Linked DNA regions of Homo sapiens: region 1 is linked to region 2. Evidence: chromatin loops called from intact Hi-C (ENCODE). Cell type or tissue: B cell. All regions are shown on one strand. Links, peaks and the distances in the headings refer to the core of each region. The heading gives the core; the rest is flanking DNA.

The links. A loop is a pair of places that touch in the nucleus more often than their neighbours do. Peaks named below come from ENCODE experiments on the same cell type or tissue, not always from the same donor. Only the 100,000 strongest peaks of a DNase experiment are listed, where the experiment ranks them.
Region 1: a loop joins it to region 2, with 4 times the contacts of the local background. A loop is called at or near these places in 8 of 110 quality-filtered maps.

What each region holds. Positions count from the first base shown.
Region 1 is chr2:241,961,843-241,964,644 of GRCh38, reverse strand. All of the region lies in intron 2 of LINC01237 (long intergenic non-protein coding RNA 1237), which reads right to left. Among named protein-coding and RNA genes, the nearest start is that of LINC01238, 7.4 kb to the left of the region's middle. In B cell, for the core only: no CTCF peak of the experiment used is centred there; a DNase peak (open chromatin) is centred at 1,284; H3K4me3 peaks cover 992 bases; H3K27ac peaks cover 2,500 bases.
Region 2 is chr2:242,087,155-242,089,956 of GRCh38, reverse strand. It overlaps LINC03100 (long intergenic non-protein coding RNA 3100), which reads left to right and starts at 1,392. Exons shown (of 1, transcript NR_186294.1): 1 at 1,392-2,606. It overlaps LINC01881 (long intergenic non-protein coding RNA 1881), which reads right to left and starts at 1,324. Exons shown (of 7, transcript NR_130702.1): 1 at 1,156-1,324. In B cell, for the core only: no CTCF peak of the experiment used is centred there; DNase peaks (open chromatin) are centred at 1,316 and 1,852; H3K4me3 peaks cover 1,449 bases; H3K27ac peaks cover 1,598 bases.

The DNA.
Region 1 (2,802 bases), core at 261-2,760, 130 kb after region 2:
ATAGGTCACTGTGAAATAATAGTCATCCATTTAACTATAGTGATAATTAAAATACTTTAAAAGCAAATAAAGTTACACAGACAAAAAAAAAAAAAACCCTACCTCTTTAAAGGAAGAATTTTTCCAAGCAATCAAAAACCTAATAAAGACAGCGCAAAGTACACGACATTATCTTGATAAATTTTTCTAGGCCAGTTACTGTGGAGGCCTCATTACGGAGGGGGAGTGGGGCTGGCGGGACTGAAGGAAGCAAAAAGAGAAGGCACATAAGCCTTAAGTCTGCCTTTCTCATGGTCCAGAACACATAACCCTCCTGCACAAATAACTCAGTCTTCCAGCTATCACCAGATCCTTGACTGATGGGAAAATTACAAGTTAGCTCACGGCAACCTTGGCGTTATCAGCACTGTCAAAGCCCTCTTCAGCTCACAGCACAGAGACTGTCTTATAAAACCCTCACCAAGCCTTCGCCTCCTTGCAGTCAGCTCCTCTCTGCTAACTTGCCCATTGCACTCTCGCAATGTATTTTCATGCTTTCTTCAATAAATCTGCTTTTCTTTATCTGCAACTGTCTTGGTAAATTCTTCTCACCACACCACCAGCCCCAGAGGGTCACCACTCACCTGCGACAGTTACCAAAAAGGCAAGGAACACCCTGATTATTTTTTAATCAGGGGTAGATCAATACTACAAGAAAATCTTGTCGTATTAACAGAGAGGACCAAATTCTAGTTTCATGTCGGCAAACTTTAGATCTTTTTTCTTCTTCTTTTTTTTTTTTTTGAGACAGAGTCTCACTCTGTTGCCCAGGCTTGAGTGCAGTGGCGCAATCTCAGCTCACTGCAACCTCCGCCTCCCAGGTTCAAGCGATTCTCCTGCCTCAGCCTCCCTAGTAGCTGGGACTACAGGCATGCGCCACTACACCCAGCTAATTTTTGTATGTTTAGTAGAGAAGGAGTTTCACCATGTTGGCCAGGCTGGTCTTGAACTCCTGACCTCAAGTGATCTGCCCTCTTCAGCCTCCCAAAGTGCTGGGATTACAGGCATGAGCCACCACGCCCAGCCTAGATCTTAATGTTCTATTTTAGAAAGACTTATAAATTATTTCCTTCTATTTTTAGTCAACTTGATCACATACAAAATGTATTTCATAAAATTCATCTTCCATAAACCTTTTGCAATTTTCTCAAACCTTCTAGAATTTGTTCAAACCTTCAGTTTCGTTCTATACTTCCTCTTTTTTATACTGGAACAACCAATCATTCTAACTTAGGATAAAAATTTACTCTTTTTTCCCTTATAATTTTGGCCACACAAGATTTTCTCATATAAAAAAAAGTTTTATTCTCTTTTTCTTTTCAACTTTCCCTACCAAAGATATAACTTTCTTTGCTTATTTTTTGTCCCATTTACTGGTTCCTTTCTGCCTTGTTTCTATTTCCTTTCAAAATTTGCATTTTCAAGCAACCTTTAAATAACCTCCAAATTAGACAAAATTATTCTTCTTCTAAAAAAAACCCTCATGTCTTTTGTAATTTTTTTACCAAAAATACCAAAAATTGTATCATTATTTTTCATACTTTGTATATAGAGTTACACACATTAATTAGAATTTTTAAATCTTAGTGCCCTTAATTTTTAGTGGAACCTAGGAAGTAAGCAATTTTGAACTGTTATATGATAACATTTTATGAATACATATTTTATAATTTTTCAGAAACGTGCTTCCTCATAGAACAATTTCTCAATGTAGAACAAGACACAATGTTTTCTAATAGACCCAAACAAATTTTATCTTTCCACAGAACTTTCGAAGCCAGGAATAAGCTTACACTTATGTTCAGCGATTAATGTTTTAGTATTTTAACTTGTCTGTGTTACTCCTGAGAAACTTCCTGAGATATTAAGCATCCATCATCTTGAGGTGTTTTCCTATTAACCATTTTTACAGCATGTGACTGTCAGGCGGTCATCTCAAAATCAAGAAACCGAAGCGTTAAACGCACGGCGTTTTGTTTCATTGCTGCGCTTCCTGCGTGAGGAGTAACGGGCGTGCCGCCTCACTTCTGCGGGCACACTTGTTTTTAGGTCAGACTCATGCTTTACAATTAAACATTTAGCAGAGATGAAAGTTGCGTGTCTGCATCATCTTTAACGCTGAGGACTCTGAAGACACCTGCTTTTATCAAACCGGCAAATCTAAACTCACCTTTATTCACCAAAGTTTACCCCAGGTCAAGTGAACTTTAAAAACATTTGGGTTAGTTCCTATTTTTTTTTTTTACAGTTGTAGGTATGCTCATTTATTTCTAAGTCAATTTAAACAATGCCTCTTACTAAGTAGGAAAGACCTTAAAGATCTTTTATTTGCTCCATTTGTAAACAGTCAAGAATCACGCCAATCAAAAAATGTGCACAGCACACAGTCAGCAGTGCTGGGAAAGGATGGCTCGGCTGGCTGAGAAGTTCCCAGGGGGAGAAGCAGAGTCTGGCAGAGAAAACACAGAGCCACCACGAGTTATAGCCTGAGCATCAGCTTCCAGTTAGCCTGACTTCTCATCAGGGAGCTCTAAAGAAAGTCCCTTTTCAAATATCTTATTATCAGCTTTTAACCAGGACAACAGTAAACATTCCCGGTGGTATTGAAGTCTTTCTTTCCTCCCTTCTAGTTCCATTTTAGCTTAGGACAGAAGATCAAACAAACAAAAAGTTCCTATAATGCTCCAAATATTAACCAACTTCCAAACCAAAAGTAAACCTACTTCCGCTGTGATTCAAAACTAGTAAGCCCTGTATGGCTTA
Region 2 (2,802 bases), core at 77-2,576:
AAAAGACCACATGTGTTTCCCTATTTGTTTTGCTTAAAAGTGTGGACAAATTTGATCCAGAAAGGACATTTAAAAAAATGGCACACTGAGGGCTGAGAGTCAGAAATAAGATTTACTGTAAGGACTTACAGATAATCACAGATTCCTCATGGGAAAGGTAAACATGTAAAGACGAGGAGAAAACAGAATATGAAAGAGTAAACGTCTTTTTTGATTAGGGCCGGATGGTAAGGATTTGGAGGCAGCAAGAGACAGCTTCATAAGGGAAGAAATGGTTCTCTAGATTCTTTAGTCTTCAAAATGAGTTTGAATAGACCCAAGGACAGAGGTGGAATCTAATTGAGAAAAAGGTCAAATTGAGCTTACTGTGAGGGGAAGGATGCAAAATTAGTGTCTGCTGCAAGAAAAATAAGCATGGAAAGAAATTAAGGGAGGAGACAGAGACAGAGCCAGAGCCACAGACCAGGAGTAGGGAAAAAAAGGTAAGCAGCAGACGGGGCAGAGTGGCCTGGAGGAATGAGGGGTCACACCTAGCAGGTGCCCACCGGCGAAGAGGCAAGGGCCGAGCCCGGAGGGCAAACGCCGGCAGGAGTCGTCCCCGAAACACCTTGCCCAGCGAGGCGGACACAAGCTCGGGCCTGCAAGACGGCCCAGGAGGGTGGGGGCGGGAAGGGGTCGCAGAAGGTGGGCAGGGGAAGCGGCTGAGGACACGCGATGCACCTGTGGGCGGTCCCCGTGCCCACCTGACTCGCCCGCAGCTCCCTGAATGAACCCTCCACACCCGCCGGCCGCCCCCAGACCCCACCTGACGCGCCCGCGGCCCATCGTCCCTTCCTGACGCGCCCGCGGACCCAGACCTCAGCAGACGCGCACGCGGCAATCCCGTCCCCATCTGACGCGCCCGCGACAACCCCGTCCCCACCTGACGCGCCCGCGACAACCCCGTCCCCACCTGACGCGCCCGAGACCCCCGGTCCCCACCTGACGCGCCCGCGACCCCATGTCTTCCCCTGACGCGCCCGCCGCCCCCGGTCTTCACCTGACTCGCCCGTGGCCCATCGTCCCCACCTGACGCGCCCGCGATCCCCAATCTTCACCTAAGGCGCCTGCGGCGCCCAGTCTTCACCTGACGCGCCCGCGGCACCCCGTACCTACCTAGCGCGCCTGCAGCCCCCAGTCTTCACCTGACGCGCCCGCGTCCCCCAGTGCCCAACGGGCGCGCCTGCCACCTGGGCCGGCACCTGACGGCGACCAGGCGATTATTGCCGGAAGTGGGCCACCGCCTCTCGGCGCGCCTCAGGGAAGCCCCGCCCCTGGCCATGCTGATTGGCCGGCGCGGATTCGCGTGGCAGTGTTGCTGCCGGGTCCTGACGCCCGCAGCGTGCGCCTGCGTAGTAGGCACTGCCCCGCCGTCCGCGCGCGCCCAGAGTGCCGGGCGTGGAGGTGTGGGGGCGCGGGGGCGCGGGGGCGCGGGGGCGCGGGGGGGCGGGGGCGGGGGGGCGCAGGGACGGGCGCGGTCAGTGCCTGAGATCCCTGCGATCGCTGGGAGATGACGGTGAAGACCTGAGATTTAGGCCTGCGCGGCGGGTGACGACGCCGGTCCGGGTCTTCACTGGAGGACGCTGGCCGGGGCCTTCAGGTGTTCTCGTGGCCTGAGGACGCGCGTCCCTGAGAATGTGCGTGCCCGCGCCGCGCGGGTCCCACAGGAGCCTGGGCAGCCCCGCCGCCGCATTTCCACCCTGCGGCCGTATTTCCACCCGCTGGGCGCCAAGCCCGGGATGACTGCACTCTAGGGCATCACTGCGCGCTCACACTCAGCATTCAGGCACAAGCACGTTCTCTTTATAAACAGTTTCGAATCTTGTCGAGTCTTTCTAGAAGGTTGAAATGCCCTGGAGGAGCAGCGTGAATAGTTTTTTCCAATTAGGAAAAAAGAATGTGGGGCGGCTGGAGGGAGAGAGGCAGGCCGAGAAGGCCAGGTGCGTCCAGGAGCCGCAGCCCCCGTGCCTCAGTTTCCTCCTAGAAACATGGAGGTGGCGGTGCACGCTACAGGATTTCTGTAAGAACAGATGAGTTAACGTGTGCAAAACATTTAAAACAGTGTCTGGTGTGTAGCAAGCAAATATGAGTATTAGTCTTTTCCTTGTTAAAATGTGTGCATCTACATTTGGTGCACATTACAGGAAGTGTATAGTATGGATTCATATTTTGGAAAAGTAATTTTAGAAGTTATTTCTGATGTGCTTATTGTAATAGTGTTTCTTGACCACATGCTTTTAGATAATGTGAAGGCAATGAAGCAGGCAATATTGCTTGCACATCCCCAATTTAAACACCTGTCTGTCCCTCCTTCCCTCTCTCCTTTCTTTTCTTCCTTACCCTCTCTCTTTATTCCTTCCTTCATTCCCTTCAAGGTTGCGGATTATTCCATTATATAAATGTATCAATTTATTAGAATAGTTTCTATGATGTCTATGATGGGCTTTAGATTGTTTGCAATAGTTTGCCATTACAAATAATGCCCAGTAGTGCTGTGGTTTGATTTAACTTGTGAAGGTATATTTCCAAATAAATCGCTATGATTGGATTGTTGTGTAAACCAAAAAGTGTCTGAGGCAGATCACAACTGATATAGAGGTTTATTTTGCCAAAATTGTGGATTTGCCTGGGGAAAAAGAAACACAGGTTACAGTAGGATTTTTGGCCTGTACTTTTTTCCAAATATTTAAGGGAAAAGCGCCGGTAGGAGGGGAAAGAGGGGAGAGTAGGCTATGAGGCAAGTGGTCACATTTTTGTGAGGCT